Regions from separate parts of the Homo sapiens genome. Here regions 2, 3, 4 and 5 are each linked to region 1. Evidence: chromatin contacts called from ENCODE Hi-C or POLR2A ChIA-PET data. All regions are on one chromosome and are shown on one strand. The core of a region is the stretch at or near the end of the contact, and the rest is flanking DNA. Distances in the headings are between cores, read along the strand shown.

Region 1 (2,789 bases), core at 189-2,688:
GATCATGTAGCATCCAGAATTTTATTCTGCTTTGAATAGCTGCTTCCCCAGGTAGACAGGAAACCAAAATTCTCCTACACAAATTTTGGGGCTGAAGTTGGGGCGCCGTGGCTCACGCCTGTAATCCCAGCACTGTGGGAGGCAGAGGCAGGTCGATCACCTGAGGTCAGCCTGGCCAACATGGTGAAACCTGTCTCTACTAAAATACAAAAATTAGCCGGGCGTGGTGGCGGGCGCCTGTAATCCCAGCTACTCGGGAGGCTGAGGGAGAATCGCTTGAACCCGGGAGGCGGAGGTTGTAGTGAGCTAAGATCGCACCACTAGACTCCAGCCTGAGCGACAGAGCAAGACTTCGTCTCAAAAAAATAAAAATAAAAAAAATTTGGGGGTTGAGGGTTGGATGATACTAACTCATGCAAACACCAAACCCTGCCTTTCTTCCCCTTCCCGGTGGCAAGAGGGCTTTTCAGATCAGTGATACATTCGCTGATTCTAGTGTTTTCCACCCTAGTAGTCAAGCCTTTGGGTGTCCAAACAAATAGAGAACAAGAGATCAGGATCTCTAAAGGTCTAGAAAAACCCTGGGCCACTTCCATTTTGTGAGGTTCTCAGCATACTGAAAACTGAAGATGTACTAAGAGTGGGTTACTAAAATGGTGGCGTATCTTAAATCTTTCCATGGCACCATCCTTTCTCTCGTCCTGTCATCCCTGTATCTCTCTGCCCTGACACCTAATCTCACTTCAGGAAACATAAATTGAAAGTTCAAATAACCTCGGATTATATTATTCTGGACTGTGTGTTATGCTGGGCGACGAGGCTGCGCAGGCTCCTGGGCCGAGCCATGACTCTGCAGGAACTGCGGCGCCGGCTCACACAGCGCGGAGCAGTGCACGCCAATCCGGCCAGGCGCTCGCGCTGGGTTCTGCTCACGCCCGTAGGGGCCCGCGTTCGCTGCAACGGGCCCTTCCTGATGGCCGATCGTCGGACTCCTACCCCTTTTGCCGGCTGCCGTTTGCCCCGTCAGCGAAGGGCGCGCGATGCGTCCCAAGTCTCGGCTCCAGGAACCAGACGGGTGAGGGCTACTGGGGGTTGGGTTGGAACGCCCCGAAGGCACCACAGCAACCGACGCGGGAACGCCTGTTAAACCAGCCCCGCCCCGAGACGCGCGCGCCCGGCGGTCTCGATCCAGCGTGGCCCGCCCCTCACCTCCCGCCCAACCAACAGCCACTTCCTGCCTCACTCCCGGCCAATCTTCACACTCCACGAAGAATAGCCGTAGGGGGCGTATGGGACGGTGCGTAGAGCGATGCCCACGCCGGCCAACCGGATGTCGGGGCTTGCGCGGGAGGGCGGGACTTGGCGCCGGCTGTGGCTACTCAGGGGCCAGGGGCGGGCACAGGGCCGGGCTTCGTGCGGTGGGGCTCGCTCGCGCGGCAGCGGTGGCCGAGGCCTCTTGGTTCTGCGGCACGTGACGGTCGGGCCGCCTCCGCCTCTCTCTTTACTGCGGCGCGGGGCAAGGTGTGCGGGCGGGAAGGGGCACGGGCACCCCCGCGGTCCCCGGGAGGCTAGAGGTGAGAGGGGAGACCTGAGCGCGTCCTCGGGCCTGTGAGGACCTCGGGGGGCTGGGAGCGCCTCTGCGGCTGAGGGGTCGGGCGTGGCCGGCGACTGAGGGGTCGGGCTGGCTCTTGAGGGCCCAGGCCCTGGCCGACGCGCCCGCCGTGAGCGAGGAGGCCCGAATCCGGGCGTCTTTGGTTGGGTTGCGGGCCCAGGCCGCGCCGCCGGGGTCGGGAGGCGTGGCAGGTGGCCCGACAGCCTTCTTTGACCTCTGGGAAAGCTGACTTATTCCTATGGCTTTGCTTCTAGGGCTTTCTTAGGCCTCTTTGCCGGCTGCCTGGGCAGCCGCGAGGTGGGCTGGAGTAACTGGGTAAAAGTATAGGGTGGAATCGGGCCTACTAGGTACCCCTAGTAGTAGGGAAGGGTGGTATTAGACCGAGAGGGAATGTTTACAACTAGCGTTACAGTTTAATATTTGAAAATCCAAAGCGGAGACTGGACCCTAGTTCCCTGAAGAGAAAGGGGAATGTACCAGAAGGAGAACACGCAGTGGTTGAGAAACTTAGCAGTTACAGCACCTATTCTGGAGGCGAGTAATCCAGTTGGAGAGGGACAGGGCGTTAAAAGCAGGAAAGCCCCCGAAAGCTCATCTAAGTGCATCTCTTTCCACACCGGAGGCCTGGAGGTATGAAATGACTGGCCCAAGGTCATGCGATTAGTGTACTGATGGTGCTGGGATTATAGTTCAGGGATAGACCGTGCAGTGGTTAACGCTAAGGCCCTGGCTCGAGTCTTTGATTGGTCATTGGTTGCTCTGTGAACTTCGGCAGTTTTCTTACCCTTTGTGCCCCCGTTCTTGTCAAGTAATGGATATAATAATACCCGATGGATTTGTGAGGATTAAATTAAGATATGTATACAATAAGACAGGGAAGTCCGACATTTAGTAACTGCTCGATGATCATTGCGGTACGTTATTATAATCTGAATGCCTTTGGACCAATACACTGCCATCCTAGTGAACTGGTTCAGTCCTGTTTCGCAGGACCTGAGGTCACAGTTATGGTGATAGAAGAAACCGGGCATTGTGTATTACCGCTGGGCATGACACAAGTGATTGCTGGTTGAGGGAAGTTAAACTGAGCTTAATATTAAAAGATTGAGAGGACAAGATTAACCATAGTTAAGTCTTTTTACCTCTGATTTAGGAAATGGAAGATTTTGCTTAATTT
Region 2 (2,789 bases), core at 92-2,591, 1.5 Mb after region 1:
TTTTTTTTCTTGAGATGGAGTCTCGCTCTGTCGCCCAGGCTGGAGTGCAGTGGCATGATCTCGGCTCACTCCAAACTCCACCTCCCGTGTTCAAGCAATTCTCCCGCCTCAGCCTCCCAAGTAGCTGGGATTACTTGGCCAGCTGGCACCTGCCAGCACGTCTGGCTAATTTTTTAACTAGAGATGCGGTTTCACCATTGGCCAGGCTAGTCTCTAACTCCTGATCTCAAGTGATCCACTCGCCTCTGCCTTCCAAAGTGCTGGGATTATAGGCGTGAGCCACCGCGCCCAGCCTGTATCCTGAGAACTTAATTTAGGTGCCAGAAATACAGACACCCTTTCCTGAAACTCAGACGAACTCAACAGCCACTTTGTGTCTTCTCTGCAACCAAATGCACAGCAGTTTGTGGCTGTAGAGTAGCTGGGGCCTCCTATGCCTACCTCTGAGGGCCGACAGAAATGTAGTAATGAATGCTGGAAAAGCCACTTCAGGCGCTACAGGATTGGATGCTTTTACTGAAACCTGTCCCACTCAACAAATTTTACGATTAACAGCCAGACATGATTCAAAAGTCAGACAATTCTTAACAGTGTAGCAGCAAAGCGGAAGCACAAGAAGCGTCTAAACGCAGTCAGGAACACAGGGATAGGGACGGGGAGAACCAGGGGCAGAAAAAGTAGGCCGACACTTGAGCCACGAGGTCCTCTGGAGTCCACCTGCCTCCCCACGAGCCTTGGGCCGGGCGGCAGCTCAGAAACAGCCTCTGGATTTCAGCACCGACACTCAGATGGCATGTTGGGGTCATCACCGCCCCGCCCGGCCCGTAGGCCCCCGGCCACACTACGAAGGAGAAGGCAAAAGATATTTTAAAAGTTTCCAACTCTCCAACCCTCCTAGCAGCTGCGAGCTGATGTACACGTAGGTTCTCATCTGCAATGTGGTTCGCCCGGGTTGAGGCCTAGGCTCGGGTCCGCACGCCCCAATTCACAATGGGGCAGAGAAGTCTGTCAGTCCCCGCCAACTCGCGCGCCACCGGCCTGCCACACCACACGCGGAATTCCCTACACGACACGCGGAATCCCCCAGCCCTGCAATCTCGGGTCCTGAAATCTACCTTAGTCCGTACCTCGAGAGGCGGAGAGGATCATGTCCGGGAACTGCGGGGTAGTAGCGATCTGGGTTACCCAGCCGTTGTGGCCCTTGAGGGTGCCACGAAGGGTCATCTGCTCAGTCATGGCGGCGGCGAGAGCGTGTGTCGCTGCAGCGACGAGGATGGCACTGGATGGCTTAGAGAAACTAGCACCACAACCTCTCCTGCCGCCGCCTTGCAGTGAAAGAGAGAGAGAAAAGCCCCCCGCCGGAACCGGAAATACCCGCTCGACCATGCAAAATGGCGAGCCCCATGATACATTTCTGCTCAAGATGGCGGCGCCATGTAATGCAAAAGGCAGAGGGAAATTGCAAGGCATCACAGTCCCGTCTTCCGTACAACAAAATCTGACTGCACTTTACAAATACACTCTGAAACAAGCACATTCAAGTGTTTAAAAAGGCTTCTCAGGGATGATGTAGAGCGAGAAGCGAAAGAGGTGAAGTGTACGGCACATTCCCATGAGGACCGCCGGGCTGCTTCCCCGCCCCTATGTGGCATAGCTCGAGCTCCGCCTGTTCCACTTGGTGCGGGGAGGGTTGACGGGGCAACCCCAGGGGAGCTTAATTTTCATTTCACTATCGTGGGTAACGATGGGCAATTTAAAAAGTAGAGTATTAAAATGTTAAAAATAAACTTTAAAACTGTGCTTCCGGAGGGTGTTCTCCCCTCACGAGGTTTTTGTTCTGATGCACACCAACTCCGGAAGGACTTAGTCCAGGCTGGACTAAGGCAGGAGAGGGTTACTCTGGATGAACTAAGAATTGGTCTCTTTTTCCCGGGCGCGGTGGCTCATGCCTGTAATCCTACCACTTTGAGAGGCCGAGGCGGGTGGATCACTTAAGGTCAGGAGTTCAAGACTAGCCTGGCCAACATGATGCAACCTCTTTCCAAATAAATAAATAAAAAAAATTAAAATTAGCCAGGCGTGGTGGGGGGTGCCTGTAATCCCAGTTACTCGGGAGGCTGAGGCAGGAGAATCCCTTGAACCTGAGAGGCGGAGGTTGCAGTGAACCGAGATCGCGCCACTGCACTCCAGCCTGGGCAGCAGAGCGAGACTCCGACTCAAATAAATAAATACATACATACAATAAAATAATAAAGTAAAAATTGCCCTGTGTGTTGCTAGACTGCCAATCCGTTCCTGCCTAGGCCAGAACACGGGAAGCTCTCGCAGAAACGGAAATGCCCAAAGGAGGACCTTAAGGTTCTGACTTCTGGGGACATCTAGTGGAAAGCTCTCTCTGGGCCCAGCCAGCGTACACAAAAGCCCAGGGGTCTGGGGGTCCAACTGTGCCCTGAAGGACGTGCCCAGACAGGGAAGCGGTGGAACACGGATACCTAACTGTCCTTCTGCCTTCCGCTCGACCGCAGGAATTTAAATAAGTAATGGCTCCCATTCTCACCCATCTCTGACTATAAGAGACAGTGTTGGCACCATGTCTATTCAAGTAGTTTTAAACAGGGGCACAGATCAGGATGATAGCAGCCACCAACATCTATGCAAAATAAAGGGGGCATTATACCTAAGTATATACTTTTCTATTTGTGACATCTATCAACTTTCGTTTCTCATCTGTGAAATGAGATTGGAAATAATATTAGTATCTACATTACATGGTGGTGTGGAAAGTGAAG
Region 3 (2,789 bases), core at 122-2,621, 1.5 Mb after region 1:
GAATCCATCCCGGTCTTGACCCACGGTCTCGGCTCTTTGGACCGGAGCAGGCATGGGTGAGAGAGGGAAGCGCATACCTCCCGGCCGGAGCCGCAGACCCCGCTCGCTCCTCCACGCCTCCCAGTCAAGGCAGTCACCCCTCCGGTCTCTACCCAGGTGGCCCCGAGCGATTTTCTCTTCTCTGGTTCACCGGACAGGGATTCCGTTTTCGAACCTTGAGCTACCCTGGAGTGGTCCCGGTATAAGCCGCGGCCCCACCTGGGACGGGGACTCGCTCAGAGCTTTTTTGAGGTTCCCTCCGGCTGGAGAGAGGGCGCCTGCGACAGGGGAGTGTACGGCGGGACCCAGCGCCGCCTCCACCTGTGCCCAGGCCTCCAAAGTGCGCGGTGCGGGGAAGACGGAGGCGGGAGCCGTCCCGAGACCCCCAGGGGGCCAGTCCTGCACCTGGGCAGCGCCCCCACTGTTCACTGAGGACTTGGGCTCACTTTCTACACTTCCGTTAACAGCAAGAATAAATCAGTCAGAAGGCCAGCATACCTTAGTTATATATTTTGTCTAAAATAAACTAAAATTTTGTTTTAGGCTGAAAGCGAATGTGACAGGTAGAGCCGTTACTCCCGGGTCATGAATGTGGCCGTCTGCGCTTTTCCGTGTTAACTCCACAGGAAGAAATCAGACCTTGCAGCACGGAGGCGGCGGGGACCCGAAGGCCGAGGGCGCGCAGCCGCCAAGCGCAGAGCCGCAGACCAGAGCCTCAGCGCGCGCGTCGGGGAACGCCGCAAACAAACGCATGGCGGGAAGGGGCGCGGTAGTGCCATCGTCTCCCCCTGGAGAGAGGGAAGGAGACACGAGGGCGAGTCCCTAGCTGGAGTGGGAAGACCGGAGAGAAGCGGAAAGACGCTCCCGGGGAGCGCGCAGAAGGAAGTGAGCGGGGTCGTGGGGAGAGGGCGCGCGGGGCCCAGGGAACCCGTGATGGAAAAGGAAGCCCGCAGTGGGTCTGACTCTTCAAGAGATAAGGAAGTGGTAGGAAAGTAGCCTTGCGCGGTGGGTATCTTAGAGGCAAAAAGAAAGTGACTCCGCCAGGCTCTGGCCTCCCAGGAAGGCGGAAGTAGGCTTGCCTATCTTCCACTTTTCTATCTTTAAGGAAAGAATAGGAAAAGACGGAAGCAGGCCCCAGCGAGATTTGAACTCGCGACCCTGGTTTACAAGACCAGTGCTCTAACCCCTGAGCTATGGAGCCGGCTGTTGGTTTCCTTTTGACACAAAAGCAGTTGACGCTGTCGCCGGCGCCGCGCAGCCGCAGTCCGCTGAACCCTCGGCCGAGTTCTGTGGCTGCTGGACCCAAGCTCCTCCCACGGCCGCAGCCATCTTGCCCGTGCGTCCGTGGCACGGAACGGCCGTTAGTCCCGGCAGAGGGCTCCGCGAAGACAGTGCCGTCGTTGGGCGCGCGCGCGGGCGGGAGCTGTCGGGGCGGGGCGGCACCGCCGAGCTCCGAGCTGTGAGGACCGCCCCGGGCCTTGGGCGGGGCGGGGGCCAGGGAAGGGCGTGCGCAGGATTGGGGAGCACGTTTTGCGTCTTGCTGTGCGTGAGGAAGCGGGGATCCAGGTCAAGGCTATGGAAAGGTCAGGGAAGGGTGTCAGTGCGCCCGTCCTGCAGGGAGTCCAGATCCGAGAGGTTAGGGCGGGACCTGGGGCGAGCTGGGCGGTGGGGGAACAGTGGGGTCATCAGGAGGTGGAGGCCCAGCGGGAGTGTGGCGGGGGAGGCGGGGAATCAGGAGGGCCAGGTGTTTGGAGGCGCTGGGGTGGGAAGGGTCCAGGCGAGGTTGCGGGTGGGTGCCAGCCCCGTCTCACATTTGGATGAAGTAGGAAAAGGCAGCTTTTAGGGTACACCCTGACATGTTCTGTCAGGGCCCTTAAAGGGCCCACGGGCCGGAGGAGAGGGGAAAAGGATGAGGGCTCAGCCTGGCAAAGGACAGAAAGTGGTGGGTGTAGGAGGTGGACCTTGGTCTGGTGGCCTAGCCTGCCCTGTGCTCCCTGCAATGCCGGGTGACTTGGGTCACTGGGCGGCCAGGCCAGAGGTGGGCCTCTAGGTGCCCCCCATTCTGGATGCTGAGGGTCCCTGTGAGGGTCTGGCGGCAGAGGCCTGCGCTTATGGGTCAGCAGCTAGGACTGATGGGTTGAATAAGAAGGGCCCAAGTTAGGCCAGTTGTTCTCACAGACCCAGAGGTCCCTAGAGTTTATGATGCCCAGAGTCTAGGAGAGGGAAATGCACACACATGCCCTCGAGGACACCAGCATCCTGACATCCAAGTTACTGTACTGCCCTGGTTAGCAAGAAAGAACATCTGTTCCCTTCTCTATGCAATTGTTACAGTAACTGTTGTTACATTTCTTAAGATACATAGCTATATATGTAGTCACTCTGCAAACACACACACTCTGATAGACACACGATTGCACTCATGGACACAAAAACGGAAAATAAACATGCGGACAGCTACTCCCAGTCCCCAGACCTGACCCTCATGTGACACCTTCACCAGACATGGTACTTTCTGGGACCTGTAATGTGTGTTGTGATGCCCAGCACATTTGTTGGATGGTACAAAGGGAATTATGATACTTAATCAAAAAGCCATACAAGCCAGATAACATTAAGGCTTAACGGTAACAATAGGTGATTCAGTTAGGAAATTAATGTTAGAGATCGGTTTTCCTTGTGGAAATCAGTGGTATTCAAATGCCTGAATTGGCTACCCGGTTTTAGAGCTGCTCTCCATGTATGAGCAG
Region 4 (2,789 bases), core at 107-2,606, 1.5 Mb before region 1:
TGTTCATCGTACATGTACTGCCCTTGGGCCCGGACAATCTTAACAGGATCCTCGGGAAAAAAGAGTCTGCAGGAAGAGCTGTGGGGACAGGCAAGGAGTGGACAGCCATGTCTGAAGACCGAAAGGGTGAAGTCTACTCATCGCAGACCCCCGCCCACCCCTTCCCAGTTTCTGGTGGCGGGGGGGAAATGAGAGCTGGAAGGGCAAGGTGCTGCTTCCCTGCCTTGTCTCTCCACTCCACAGGTGGTTGCAAAGCAGGAAGCAGATGGGGTAACAAGTCGCTGAAACTTCGGATTGTTTCTGAAAGCATTTTCAGCCTCTGTGGCCTCCTTGCTCATTTCTGCATGTGTCCGCGTCAGTCTCCCGGATCCTGAGAAAAGGTGGCTGCCCCGTCCCATGGGGACTCCATAAGGCCGCGTGTCTTCGATGGGATGGGCCAGGGCACCAACATTAGGTGCCTGGCTCTCAGCCCTAAACAGCTCCTTGCCAGCCACGTGGCCCTGCTGCCCCTCGCTGGGTGCCAGCCCTAAGCTCCAGTGGGAGGCGACCTCACCCACCGTCCCACCGAGGGCCCCCTCACAGGTCAAGTGTGCTGCCTGTGAACCGACTCCCCCGACTCTCCCTTGTCTGCCCTTTCAGCCCCCTCCCAGGTCACTCTCGAGCCAGGCCCAGGTGCTGCTGACGGGCCACCCTGGGTGAGGTCCTCTCAGGCGCCAGGGTGAAGGTCTTCTCCGGAGTAAAGGCTGCCAAGCGAGGCTGACACAGCCGAACAGCGGTGAGGGCGGGGCCGTCTCCTGAACTGGGCGGCCTGGAGACGGCGCTGTCGGGGAGGCGGCCCCGGAGACCACCCGCCGGGACTGCCCAACGGCGCCGCCCGCCTCGGGCCCTAGAAGCTCCAGCGGGGCCGGGGCAGCGGCCGGACGGGATGGGTAGCAGCGGCTTCCTAGCCGGAGGCGCGTGCGTAGTGCGTGCGTGCGTGCGTCGTGCGTGCGCGTGCCTCTCCGCGCAGCCCCGCGCCCCCCGCCGCCCGCCCCCCGCCCGGGTACCTGATGAGCCGTTGCCTCAGGGCCAGCGTGTCGGCCTTCGGGCGCTGGTCTGCGGCCATGGTGGGTGGCCGTCAGTCGGTGCCGTGACGCCACGCGGAGACGTCGCCGCGCGGGCTGGGCCTCCAAGGCCCCGCTCCGGGCCCCGCCCCTGCCTGGGTCGGGATTTGGGGCTCAGGTTCGCACTCGGCCCCGCCCCGAAGCGCCCGCGTTGCGGTGGTTCATTTCTTCGCTTGCCCACTGGGCCTGGCAGCCTTCCGGCCCGTGGTCGTGCCTTGGCAGTCCCGCGCAGGAACTCGAGCGCTGCCCCGTCTCTGGTTCCGGGACGCGCCCCGGGCCTCGCCCCGCAGGCCCCGCCCCGCAGGCCCCTGCGGCCTCCCTTCCGGGAAAGGGTCCCGGACGACCCCGCCCCTGCTCCCGGCGCCCAGGCGGGGCTCGGAGCTCCTGCAGGCCTTCTCTGGGCCAGACTCAGTCTTTGAGTCGCCTTGTGCATAAAATGGGATGAACTGTGAGGCCTAAGTGCGAGTATGTGACTGGTACCTTACCCGGGCCTGGTACACAGTAGGGGCCTCAGGGTGGGAGAAGCAGGTCCTAGGTTTTCCCAGCCCCATGAAGGGGCAGCAGGAAGAGCAGAAGGAGAGCCCAGGGTCCCTTCTGGGGCTGACCAAGGAGATCACCATGGGCTTGACCTTCAGGGCACCATAGTTCCTGCTAGAATCTAGGCAGGGTGAACCGGACGAGCTGTATCGTCGCTGAGAGAATCATGCAGCGTTTGGGCAAGAAGAGAGGTTGGGAATCCTCCTTGTGGTACATGTCGGTGACCCTGAAGCCCAGAAAGGGAAAGGGTTTTGTTGTCAGACACGCAGCAAGGCTGCAGAGGCTGGACTCCTACTGAGGTCTTCTTGACTCCCAGCCCAGGGAGTGAGAAGAAAAAGCCTCCCAAGGGGCTGGGATATGAGAGAAAAGCCCCCTCCTGGGGTGAGGCACTGGGGCTTTCTGCCTTGAAGAACCCTGGAACACGGGCCTGGGACTGCAGCAGGTGCAGGGGAGGCTCCTGATTGTCCCTTCTTTCTGTCCACATCATGATTCCCAGGCCTCTGCTTCACTCCCTCATTGCTGATTTCTTCTTCTCTTCCCAATACAGTTGTAAGATGCATAAGGCATTTATTGAACTCTTGACCTCAGATGATCTGCCTGCCTCGGCCTCCCAGAGTGCTGGGATTACAGGCCGGGTGAGCCACCGCACCCGGCCGCTTAAGGCATTTATTAAAGAACATTTGGAGTTTCTTTTTTCTTTATTGTGTAAAATATACATAACAAAATTTTACCATTTTAACCATTTTTAAGGATACAATTCAGTGGCAAAAGTACATTCACATCGTCGTGCAGCCATCACCACCATCCATGCAACAGGACTTTTTCATCTTCCCTAAAAGAATGGAATTTCTTATTTTTAACTGTAAAGCTGAATTGAATATTTTACATGATTTTTGGAAAAAATTCTTCCCAAATTAACTGCGAGGTTAACTGCTTGTGGCCTGTATTTTTTTTTTTTTTTAAAGAAAGGGTCTTATTCTGTTGTTCAGGCTGGAGTGCAGCATTGCAGTCTCTACCTCCCTGGGATCATGTGATCCTCCCATCTCAGCCTCTCAAGTACCTGCTACTACAGGTGCACGCCACCATACCCAGCCTGTACTTCGTTTCTGAGGATCAAGACCTCACAGACCGTGTGTGTGTGTGTGTATT
Region 5 (2,789 bases), core at 194-2,693, 1.1 Mb before region 1:
ATGAAGTTTTTTTCAAGACTTATGTATCTTCTTCAGTTTTGTTTTTTCCTCTTCTACTGTAAGTCTGCTTACAACCAGCTAACCTCCAGCAAAACAGAACTCTCAAATTATCAGTTAATATGCAAACATTAAAATAAGAACGAGCTCCGTTGTGAGAGTCCAAAATTCTTCTCAAGTTCACTACTTCAAATGTAATTCAGCTGTTAGTCCCAGCCTCTGACCTCCCCCACTCACCCTGCAATGTTCAAAAATATTTTATCTGGAGGCACAAAGATCACCCGACCCACGTTCTACGTGGTAAGGTTCCTTCGCATACATAAAAAAGAAAAGCTATCTAGAATCATGACACTGCCTCTAATAAAGCATCCCACATGCTAGAGTAGGTATCTTTCAAAAAATAATGACACAATGGATCTCATATGTAGATCCATCGCCACTGCCCTTAAGATCCTGTAGTTCTTGACAACTTTACGCTACGTACATGGCTTAAAAACATCGAAACAGGTTATAAGTTTAGGATTGGATGGCTCCAAGAGGACTGCATTTAATGGGTTACAAGCCTGTAGGGGTGTGTAAAAAGCACAATCGCACAGGACAGCTATGAGGCAAGACAAAGTGGCTGGCGAGTTCAGTTTGCGGGGCGGTTTCCTAAGGATCGGATAAGCCTATCTGGACTATTTAGGCAACCAGGGATAATAAGATGCAAAACCACCAGAAACGCAGGTTCGCTGCAACAATGTTGTGTTCAGCATAGCACAGAGGACTAGCCTCCGCAAATTTCCACCTCTCACAAGCAGCTACTGCCCTCAACCACCTGGATTTGCACGGACGCCCGGTCCCCACCTCCCGGCTCCTGGGCACCCGGCCAGTGCCTTTGGCGCACTCAAGACAGGGGCAAATGCTTGACTCTGGAAAACCCCCGAAACGCTACAAACGGCCCAGGCCAGGAATCCAGGGGAAGACTTGATCTCCGACAACACGAATGCCAGAGACGGCTCTCGAAGGGTCTCCCGACAGGTCCTAGCGCCCGCCGGCTGGAAGAGGTCCCGACAGGGTTAACCAACAGCCGCGCTCGCCAGGCAGCAGGGGACCGCGAGCCCACGGCCTCCGGAGCCGCGACGCGAGCGGCCAGGGCCCTCAGAGAAGGGTCAGCGGCAGAACCGCGACGCCCGAGCAACTTTCGGTGCTGCCGGCGTGCACCAGCCGAGCAGCGCCTCGCAGAACTCCCAACTCAGCTCCAGAAGCCCAGGCCCCTAACGCGGTCGTTTCTCCGACACCTGGCTCGGAGACCTAAAGACCGACAGCCGCCTGTCCCAGCACACACCATCTGCAACCCTACCTCCGCAAAAGCAAATGGCCCTTCGGCCGAGAAATGTCGCCAAACTGCCGTCTTCCCTCCTCGGCCGCTGCGACAAACACCCCACAAAATGGCGGCAGCGCCGTCGCCCTAGAATCCCCCGAGTCGCCTCTAGCACCACCTACGCCGCGCGAACGCGCCTGCGTGACAGAACCTTGCGCGCTCCCGCCGCTCCACCTAAGGGCGGGGCTCCACGTGACGTAAGAGCGGGGCTCGAGCCTCCACACTGCGGCTGCGCGGCCCAAGCATTTCCACCCCCCCCCCCCCGCCCACCCGGTCCCGGGGCCTCTAGGCCGGGAGGGTGTTTACGTTCTCTACGGGCTCGGGTGGAACCGGGAAGGAACGCCCGTGTCCCGCCCTCAGTGTGTACCGCGTGTCTGCCCCCTCCCCCGGGACCTCAACTCCCGCAGCCGGCACCCGACAACGGCCCCAAAACCGCCTAGGGCGGGCCTTGGCTGGTCCCTGGGCTGTTCCCTGGACTGGGTGCTTGTCCTGCCCACTTGGCGCTTCCAGTCTAAGGTGGATTCGGACAAAGAGGCTGTCTCAGAAAACAAGCTCAAGGGGTGCTAATCTTTTCAAGGCACGTGCTCCTATTCAGAACAAAACAAAAACCCGGAGGTTTCAATGGAGACTCCTGACAAGGTTTTCCTGTTAGGATCCCTACCTCCTGAGCAGTTAAGGTCGCTGGAAGTTTCCCTAACGAAGTTTTCCCCATTTTTTTTTGTCCCTGCGGGCTGATTTTATTCAAGGCTGAAAAATGTCTCTGAGCTAGTGATAGTCCGTTATGGGGCTTGCTTACCTCAAATAAGGTATTCTGCAGTTCTGAGGACCCTCAGGCAGTTCCCCCGTGTAAGTATGTAACATGAGAAATATTAGGGTCAAAGTCGGAGCCCTGTGGGGAACACTCAAGGGCCAGAGGGAAAGGGGCCTGAGAAGGAATGATCAGCAGAGGAGGAGAACCAAGAATAGGGTGTCAAAGCAAGGAAGGGCGTAAGTGAGGGAAAGGGTTTAGGTGAGACTGAAGATCGTGGGGGGGGACGGCGGGCGGGGTGGGGGTTGGCTTCTGTATTCTGACGGGGATTCGCTGGATAAAAGGGAAAGCTAGAAATCAAATTTGGGAGGGTAGGGTTGAACTCTTGCGGGTATTAGCCCAGTAGCATGTGGGAGACCTGTTATCCTGTTAGGTGAAAGGAGGGAACGGAAATACCTTTAGTGATCTAACATGATAGAAACTTGTGCCATCTGGTTTGGGTAAGTAGGGTAAATTTAGATAAATCTCGGAGATTGTACAGCATTTCAAAAAGTAAGTTGAATTTTCATGGAGATTGCACTCCAAGAAGCGAAGTTGAAAAGAAACTTGGAAAACTGGAAGGGTAAACTCTTTATGCTACAGAATGAAACAAATGATATTATTTTCATCTAGAATAGCCAC

What was found. Hi-C counts contacts between places; a loop is a spot of excess contacts on that map. ChIA-PET counts read pairs that join two places held with the same protein, here RNA polymerase II (POLR2A). Pooled maps may share reads with other maps.
Region 2: a map of endothelial cell of umbilical vein shows a loop between it and region 1 (9-fold over the local background). The contact joins the promoter of RACK1 here to the promoter of CANX in region 1. A Hi-C loop is called at or near these places in 1 of 168 maps with a recorded cell type or tissue (endothelial cell of umbilical vein), 1 of 37 single-sample maps with no recorded cell type and 9 of 50 pooled maps.
Region 3: a pooled map shows a loop between it and region 1 (9-fold over the local background). The contact joins the promoter of TRIM7-AS2 here to the promoter of CANX in region 1. A Hi-C loop is called at or near these places in 2 of 37 single-sample maps with no recorded cell type and 10 of 50 pooled maps. POLR2A ChIA-PET finds 5 or more read pairs at or near these places in 1 of 52 experiments (GM10248).
Region 4: a loop to region 1 is called in a map of CD8-positive, alpha-beta T cell, with 6 times the contacts of the local background. The contact joins the promoter of PHYKPL here to the promoter of CANX in region 1. A Hi-C loop is called at or near these places in 2 of 168 maps with a recorded cell type or tissue (B cell and CD8-positive, alpha-beta T cell), 4 of 37 single-sample maps with no recorded cell type and 10 of 50 pooled maps.
Region 5: a loop to region 1 is called in a map of ascending aorta, with 14 times the contacts of the local background. The contact joins the promoter of CLK4 here to the promoter of CANX in region 1. A Hi-C loop is called at or near these places in 3 of 168 maps with a recorded cell type or tissue (CD4-positive, alpha-beta T cell, ascending aorta and naive thymus-derived CD4-positive, alpha-beta T cell), 12 of 37 single-sample maps with no recorded cell type and 20 of 50 pooled maps.

The regions. Positions count from the first base shown.
Region 1 is chr5:179,697,529-179,700,317 of GRCh38, forward strand. It overlaps CANX (calnexin), which reads left to right and starts at 1,439. Exons shown (of 15, transcript NM_001746.4): 1 at 1,439-1,574. RefSeq lists enhancers at 544-1,073, 2,634-2,693 and silencers at 1,084-1,493, 1,534-1,823.
Region 2 is chr5:181,242,565-181,245,353 of GRCh38, forward strand. It overlaps RACK1 (receptor for activated C kinase 1), which reads right to left and starts at 1,342. Exons shown (of 8, transcript NM_006098.5): 1 at 1,128-1,342. The coding sequence starts at 1,236. SNORD95 (small nucleolar RNA, C/D box 95) reads right to left here and starts at 812; the gene lies at 750-812. RefSeq lists enhancers at 1,137-1,196, 1,297-1,436, 1,517-1,586.
Region 3 is chr5:181,190,519-181,193,307 of GRCh38, forward strand. It overlaps TRIM7-AS2 (TRIM7 antisense RNA 2), which reads left to right and starts at 1,372. Exons shown (of 2, transcript NR_183285.1): 1 at 1,372-1,622. It overlaps LINC01962 (long intergenic non-protein coding RNA 1962), which reads right to left and starts at 1,390. Exons shown (of 2, transcript NR_108031.1): 1 at 1,224-1,390; 2 at 528-827. It overlaps TRT-TGT6-1 (tRNA-Thr (anticodon TGT) 6-1), which reads right to left and starts at 1,240; the gene lies at 1,169-1,240. RefSeq lists silencers at 369-498, 1,119-1,198, 1,379-1,718 and an enhancer at 1,179-1,358.
Region 4 is chr5:178,231,446-178,234,234 of GRCh38, forward strand. It overlaps PHYKPL (5-phosphohydroxy-L-lysine phospho-lyase), which reads right to left and starts at 1,357. Exons shown (of 13, transcript NM_153373.4): 1 at 1,047-1,357; 2 at 1-78. The coding sequence starts at 1,105. It overlaps LOC112267937 (a long non-coding RNA gene), which reads left to right and starts at 2,593. Exons shown (of 3, transcript XR_002956238.2): 1 at 2,593-2,789. RefSeq lists silencers at 782-1,101, 1,182-1,591 and an enhancer at 981-1,519.
Region 5 is chr5:178,625,607-178,628,395 of GRCh38, forward strand. It overlaps CLK4 (CDC like kinase 4), which reads right to left and starts at 1,444. Exons shown (of 13, transcript NM_020666.3): 1 at 1,340-1,444. RefSeq lists enhancers at 390-1,070, 803-1,412.